Linked DNA regions of Homo sapiens: region 1 is linked to region 2. Evidence: chromatin loops called from intact Hi-C (ENCODE). Cell type or tissue: endothelial cell of umbilical vein. All regions are shown on one strand.

Evidence for each region. Peaks named below come from ENCODE experiments on the same cell type or tissue, not always from the same donor. Only the 100,000 strongest peaks of a DNase experiment are listed, where the experiment ranks them.
Region 1: it touches region 2 in a loop (2.2-fold over the local background); 1 of 110 quality-filtered maps calls a loop at or near these places.

The regions. Positions count from the first base shown.
Region 1 is chr4:118,085,018-118,089,017 of GRCh38, reverse strand. The region is part of intron 2 of NDST3 (N-deacetylase and N-sulfotransferase 3); the gene reads right to left. All of the region lies in intron 2 of LOC107986307 (a long non-coding RNA gene), which reads left to right. Among named protein-coding and RNA genes, the nearest start is that of NDST3, 53 kb to the right of the region's middle. In endothelial cell of umbilical vein, no CTCF peak of the experiment used is centred here; a DNase peak (open chromatin) is centred at 2,467.
Region 2 is chr4:118,172,409-118,176,408 of GRCh38, reverse strand. The region is part of intron 6 of NDST3 (N-deacetylase and N-sulfotransferase 3); the gene reads right to left. It also overlaps a transcript of LOC107986307 not described here. Among named protein-coding and RNA genes, the nearest start is that of SNHG8, 100 kb to the left of the region's middle. In endothelial cell of umbilical vein, no CTCF peak of the experiment used is centred here; a DNase peak (open chromatin) is centred at 2,238.

The sequences.
Region 1 (4,000 bases), 87 kb after region 2:
TCCAGATAGGAGTTAAATTGGTCATTTCCTGAAACTATGAAACTCAATTGCTTTAATTGAGTAGACCTAGAAACCTACAATTTTCTTTTGTCTATCTTAAGGGGACTCTAATGATAATATCATAATAGAGGCAATTAACTATCAGAGAGCCAGCAACGGTCTAGACATGGAAGCTGTGAGTTAATACCTAAACTTCTCAACCAAGGCATAACTGTCAAGAAAGTTACTATCCGTCTTGTTCTTAATTTTTCTGTTTGAAAATATGGATGAAAATACGCACACTGGCTTAGAAAGTGTATTTTAGAAAGACCCTTCATGAAAACGAGTCTTATTGGTAATTTGAACACAAACATTTTAGAGTTACCCCGAACTAAATTGCGGTTTCTTTGTTTCACAAGCTTGCTACTATGGGTTATGTAAAAGCTAACGTCATTCCAAGAAAAATTGCAAAGGTGCTGACTAGACTAGGAGTGAAGTGTTGTTTCTTCAGGTATCCTGGTACTGTGAGAAGGTATAATGTGCAGCCGATATTACCTTGGCTACTCATTATTTTGAGTCAGCTGAGAAAACAAAGTGCATTTGGTTGATGTAATTTTGAGTTTCATATTATTTGTATTCTGTAATTCTTTCCATCCACAATAAATACCTTTAGATCATCCTAGGAAAAAACACATTTTCTATTTTGACCAAAGTTTTAGTCACAGAAAATTATTTGAACATGAGTAACTGAAGATAACCCTAAAATTTTACTTTCATCAAATTCTGAATAGTGATTATTTTAAGACGGTATCCTTTAAAATATGATTTAAAGTTCTCTAATTGCTATTATTTTTATTCACAGTACATATTTTTAAAAATGGATACTACTGGGGCTTACTTACATGTCTGTCATTCCTGTTACTTGACTGGCATTTCACAAAAAATTCAAGTTAGTGGCTAAGGTTTTATTGCCAGCTGTTCCACTTATTTTCAGCTTCATCTGAATAAAGGTGGAAATTGAAACCAAAGAAAGAAAAAAATGATACAACGTTATAACTCTCCTCTAACATCCCTCATATGGTGAGTTTCCTTGTTATGAGAGATAGTCTCCAATTGAATCTAACTACATTCCACAGCTTCTACATGGAGAAACCTATCCCATTCAAGAACTGGTAAGGTCAACCTCCCATGCACTAAAATCTAGACTTCTGAGCTTGGAACTGTCTCTCCTTGGGAGAAGTGTCATAAGTCTGTACTGGCCTTAAGTGTGTACTTTAATTTTCTGTGTGCTGTCCTTTGTAACAGAGAGAGAAAACCTTGTATGCAAGGTTTGACTTATGATGCATTTTAGAGACACACATTCTCATCCTCTCTCCCCCTGCCCAATCATACATGTCAAGTATGGACATGGGAGAAGCTCTAGGTTGGCAGCCAAAATTTCAATTCTAGTAGACAGTGATGATTTGTGCCAGGCTCAAATTCCTAGGATAATCTGGAACTGATTAGAGATATTCACAGCTGAGAGAAATGTGTGTCTGAGAAACACAATGGGACTTCCTTTCAGGTTCCCTGAATCTGTGAATGTATAGGTGGAAGTGCTGATGGGAAGGGAAAGGATATGGAATACAGGGGATCTTCCAGGATTCTTTTTATCAGCTAGAAAGAGTTAAGACTTTCCCTGCCTTCGTAGTGATCTTGCAAAAACAGTAGCCAACTCAAATGAGATGATATGTAAAAGCTTTTTGAGAATTATAAGCAATTACACAAACATAAAAGTTACATTGTCCTTTTACATATCATCTATGTGATCTTTAAAACAACTCAAGAGAGAGAAGGCATGCACGATTTCACCACTTTACATTTAAGGAAACCAAAGCTCAGACATGTTAAGAGATTTCCTTAAACCCACACAGTAAATAAGAGGTTAAATGGAAGATTTAAACCCATATTTCCATATGGTCTAAGCTGTCTTGTCTAGAAACAAAAAAAAACTAAAAATATCCTGACCAATATTTCTAGTTATAACAATTTATCTAGGCAAATCTTTCAATTCATTTTTCTTAGACCATAAAACCACCTTTCCTGCCATAAGCGGTGCTTTTTAAATAACTTTCTGCATGAATATTTTTGTATTAGCATGGAAAGATAATGTGTTTTGCTAATATTATGTTTATTTCTTAGTCCACATTCTCCCCTTAATATATGTATAATCTTTCCTGAATATGAATTAGCCTTTCATTTTCAACTACAAAAAGCATTTAAAATGGTTTTAGGATTATTAGGCCAAGAAGCTTACCCAAACCGATGAAAGCATAGCATTTATGAGTTCCCTCATTTGTAGTATAGACTGTAGATTAAGGCCTGATGTCCTGCGAGTTAAGGTCCTAAAGTGCTCTATTGTGATTTTCCAACAAGCAAGAATGACTTTTACTTTGACACTAAATGTGATTTTTTGTCCTTAGGCCAAGATGGTTGGCAGATTGCTTTTATGTAATTCCTGTGAAGCTGGCAGGAGGTGACTCATATACATAAATGCCTCTTTCAATCAGGAAGAAGGTGTCAGAGGGCGGGTGGGTGGTGTCTGAATGACTAAGTTTTAAGATGTTAGGGGTACTGAAAAAAAATGGATTAAATTGAAGGTTTCTAGGGTGATGCACACAAGAGGATCTGGATCAGATCAATAAATGAAAGACAAACTTTGAAAAGATTTTACTACATTGCTAGAGTTTTAGTCTACATTTTATAACTCAATGCAAAGAAAAATTTCCAAAACGATTCATAAATTAAAAACAGCCCAAAGTTTAAACAAGGTCTAGGAATCAGACTTGATTGCAAGATGCTAAAATTGAAATATAAGTAAGTACATTGCGTGAAAGGGACAGAAGATTTATGGGTTTGAAAAAGCTATGAGAAAGTCACCTAATTTTCAGGTACAGCTACAGGGGAGGAGTATGTTCCTGAAAAAATAAAGACCTACTCACTGCCTCATTCAAGTAAAATAACAAAGCTTTCTCACAATGGTAGTCATATGGAACAGAATAAAAATGTCTGTTGAGAGAATAGAGGATTCCAGATAAATGCGAAGTAACGACATGACCATGTAGCTAGGCAGCAGCCCATAATGGCTGATGTTCTCAGTAAATGCTCAGCGGAACACATAAAAGCCCATACGATGATTGAACTCCCAGGGAAAGCTAAACAGGTTGACAGAATGAAATTCTTCATTTCATGGCTTTGTGTTCTGGTTTTCTCATGAGACCATGTTATGTATCTGTTATGTTTTTTTCCTCTAAAAATTTTAAAGAGGGCAAAGCAAGCAAAAAACAAATAACAACAACAAGCCACTACCTAACCCAAAGAGAAGCATATATAAAATTGTTACCCAACAATATTCATTGTTGTTACCCAACAATGAAACGAGAGTGTTCAACTTGAACAAGGGTTGGAGTTTGGATTCAGCAGTGTTATCAACAAAAGGTTGCAGCATTTTTTTCACCACTTATCATTCTGCATATTGTGTTCATTGATTGGCTTGCCCAATATTATAACATCAATCTATTATTTTCAGGAACTGTGTGATTATACTTGCAATTACAAACCAGAACAATTTCTATTAGTACTTTTTTTCTCTTAATATCTGTATAAAGATTATAGAGGAATTCTGAATGTCTTCAGGCAGTTTTGGGACTGTTGTCTGAACTCTTCCACTAGGCATTTATTTTATTTTATTTTAAAAGTTTCTTGATGTGGAGCATTTTTGAGAGCGCTAGAAGCATTTCAGAAGACTTTTGATATGGTCTGCTACTGTCAATAAAGATTTTAGGAGATACAAAACTTAATTCCGCATACTTGATTCTAATGTTAAGATTATTTCCCTATATTGGTTTTCATTCCAGTTGTTGTTGTTGTTGTTGTTTTTACGGAGTCTCGCTCTGTCGCCCAGGCTGGAGTGCAATAGCGTGATCTCAGCTCACTGCAACCTCTGCCTCCTGGGTTCAAGCAATTCCCTGCCTCAGCCTCC
Region 2 (4,000 bases):
TAATATGCAACTTTCTATCTGCATATAATGTTATGAAGGCATAGTGCAAAGTAATTTAAGAAGAAACAGTTAAAAGAATTTATAATGTTAAATGTATGGATGAAGTATGAGAAAATATGTAGGGGATAGGTTTGCTTGCAGGTTTTTTTTTAAATTTTAAGTTCTGGGGTACATGTGCAAGATGTGCAGGTTTGTTACATAGGTAAATGTTTGCTTGCAGGGTTTTTTTTAAGACTTAAATTCAAGAAAGGTAACTAGAATAATTATATAATTATTTTAATCTAAATAATTAGATATTCGAGGAGTACAAAAAATTGCCAAAAATTTTAACCTTTAATATGGCAAACTTTTTACTAAAGCTAATAAAGCATAATGATACACATTTGCATTTTTTGCCACTTTGGAGGTAAGAATGTGCAATGTGTTGGCTAAAGTGGAGTAAGGATAGCACAGACCAGCTAATCAGTCTCCAGTCACCTGAAATTTGGCACAGAGAAAAAGACACACAAACAATTGTAAACATGGAAGAACAATTCCACACTGAGAACACACATTTACATAAAGTCTCTTCTCCAGAGGCTTTCTAATTCACAGTGAAATGCCTGTTTTAGTGGGCGTCAAACTCTTTTCCAGCACAGGTCCAGGCTGAGAGAGAAGTTCGTTATGTCTGCATGCCCTCAGGAACAGGCAGAGGCAAACCACACAATTGAGGTTTTTATAAGTTGCCACAAGGATATGGTTTAGCTTCACCTCTATCAAGGAGGGCCCATGGCGTGTGCCTCCCAGTGTGCGAGATAAGAGAGGGTAGGTGTAATTGTTACTAGAAGAGTCATTTTAATCTTCTTGTGATAAGGTAGGGGGAGAAAAGATACTATTCCAAAGTGTTGTCTAGGAAAGAAAAGAACATAGATAAGACAGCAACTTTTAAGTCAGAGAAGTTAGTAAATGTGGGCACTACTTAGTGATGGATGACTAATTATTATTAATATATGATATTAATCTGATTTTAGAGAAAATAATGGTAATAAAAGGAACTGAGAGTAAGAGGAGGCCTAAGTTACTAGAGGAATGAAAATAAGTAAAAACTGGGCAAGACAAAGGTGGGAAAGAGAAAAGAAGAAATCAGAAGAAAAAATTAATGGCTTTACAGTTAAAGGGAGTTTACTTGGGAATACTGGCATAGATAGGCTATTAAGTGAAAAAGGCAGAAAGATTCTGTTGGAAAAAATCTCTAGGTACCTCTGTGAGGCAAGAAAACAATGAAATCAAGGATAAACACTGGAGCATTGAATTGATGAGGTACACCAGAGGGTTATAGTCAAGTCTGAGAGATGGTTGCTGGTAAAATACGGGGTATTATCAAGGTAGCATGAAGTCCTCTGTAGACTGTACGTGGTCAGAGTTCTGGTCATGGATTTTGGCTGTTAATCTTATGAGGATTATAAAATGTGAAAGGAAGGGATGGCTTTTAGCATAGCAAGCTGGTTCAGAGCAAAAGAAATGACAAAATTATAGGTGACAGTGGAGAGGCAGGCAAGAAGGCAGTCACAGAATCCAACTTTAGTCACAGTCGGATTCTAAAATGAGCTACCGAAGATTAACTCAAGGACACTTGTACCTGGGTGAGCAACTACAGAGAAAATTCTTTCTAGGCTCAAAGAGTCAAGGAGAAGTAAAAAATTAAAATGAAACAGTGCCAAATGTTTTCTGAATGCTCATGAGTCTTCTTGTCTTGGAAATGGTGGTTGGGAGCACTTAGACACAAAAATTACATTAAACAAAAATGTTTAAGTTAGCAGCATGCTGTCAAAATATTCCATCACCTTTCACTTGGAAACATACATGCTTTAAGATCATGCTGGGCAGCACTGTTGAGATCTCTGTACAATGATAGTTAGTTCACAGTCCAGCCAGCTGTACAGAATTATAAATATATATTTCAAAATTTTGAACAAAATAATGTGTTACTTCCATATAGTTCATCAGATCTGATTTCTCTTGTAAATATAAGTAGGGATCATTTGCAAAATAACAGAGTAGAATTTCCTGTGCAGACAGATGCTTTTTATATTTATAAAGCTTGAGCTCCTTTTTTATTTTTCTTTTTAATGTTCTGGGAAACTGGAAACTGATATGATTTTTCATATCAAGTTTAGTTTAACATATGGCAGTGAGCTCTCTGAGACTGTCTCCAAACTTTGCAGTTAACAGTTTCCAGCCTACACAGGAAACGAAGCTGTGCTTCTGACGCATTCCCATTATATGGGAAGACCGCAGAGAACAGCCTAAAGTTAAACCACAAAAAATTATGTTTATACAAAGCGCAGCATTCAATTTAAACCACAGTTGCACAGAAATCTTCAGTTGATGCTTCAATTCCAGTTTTAAGTTGTTCTAGTGAAATGTTGCAAAGTGTATCAATAACCAGTCACTGCTTCATTTATTCTTCAGCTTTTAGTTAGGTAGATAAGCAAAAAGCAAGTTCTGACTCTGGATATTGCTTTCTCAGTTTAAGAATCAGCTTGTGTTTGTAGATCTTCTACTGGAATTCTATGTATTACAATAGCAAAGCAAGACAAACCAATGAACAAAACTTCATCAAGCCAGAACCCTTAAAGGAAAGAGTGGCAATACCCATTGTTCAAAAAATTTTTATATATTACATTCCCCCTAATACATATACATACTGTATACAGAGTGTGTACATACAGAGTATATGGAAAATAAAGTACTGAATATGATGATTACCTCAGCATGACATAGAGTTGTATATTCTGTCATAAAATAGTTCCATACTGCTATATAGCTATGCTTTTTGAGTTCCTGGGCTGCTTTTTAATAGGGTTGAGTTTTGTTTTTGTTTTTTTGTTTTGGTGGTTTACTCTTTTGTCAGCTTTCATTCCCCATTGCTATTGCTCTAGCATTCCTTCTCTTCTTTCTGTCATGTTCTAATGTTTGTGTATACTACATCCCTTAGGATAAGAAACCAGACTAAGAAGTGTGACCAAATTCTGTTTAAAAATGAGGCTATCTAAGGCTATGAGCATGGGCCAGGGGTAGTCTATCAACAAAGCACAATGACAGTGGAAAGAATGTGGGCTTGTTTCTTAGTTGTTTTCCTTTGGTCCAATTATGCAACTTCTTTGAACCTCAGTTTCTTCATCTATTAGAATTTTCAGTTTCCTCATCTAACAGAATTGCTGCTAGGGTAAAATAAGATGTGTATATATCTTATTTTATCATATATATATATACACACACACACACACACACATATATATGCCTCATAGAGTTGTTGTGAGGATTAAATAAGGTCATTTATGAAAGCATGTAGCACATTGCCTGGCACAAAGTAGATTCCTTTTGTCTTCTCTCCCTTCTCAAGGGGACTTTCTTATTTATTTCCTTGTTCTTGTCTGCAATCCATACAGTTGTTATGGCGAGAAGTACAATTGCTGATAGTTTACATATTATTAGTGTTTTACCTCTCACACTATGGACTTTTAGAAAGAGTTAATGTTTTGAAATGTGAAGAAAAAGATTCCTTATATACTCAAAAAGTATCATTTTAATGAACCTCTTAATATATTATCTTAAAATGAGTCATATAATGTTAGTATGATTCATATAAATGTTAATACATAATTAGATAGGAATAATCATTCTTTGCTAAGAACTCATCTTAGCACTTTTAATCAGTGCTTTATCCTTCTTGTTAGAAAAAGTGACATAAAATCATTAAAGAAAAATTAAAAAATATGGAAGAGCAGAAAGAAAAATATGCCCAATCCTCAACATTCAAAGATCCATATCTTTTTGTTATTTTAATGACATTTTGTTTTAAAACTTTGCCATTTATGTATAATTTTGTATTCTTTTTATACATATCTCTCATACCTCATGTTATCACCAAATTATTCATAAGCATAAATTTTTAAGTCTGTACAATCATCTATAAAGTGAATATGATTTATTTACACATTTTCCCTTCAGTTGGACA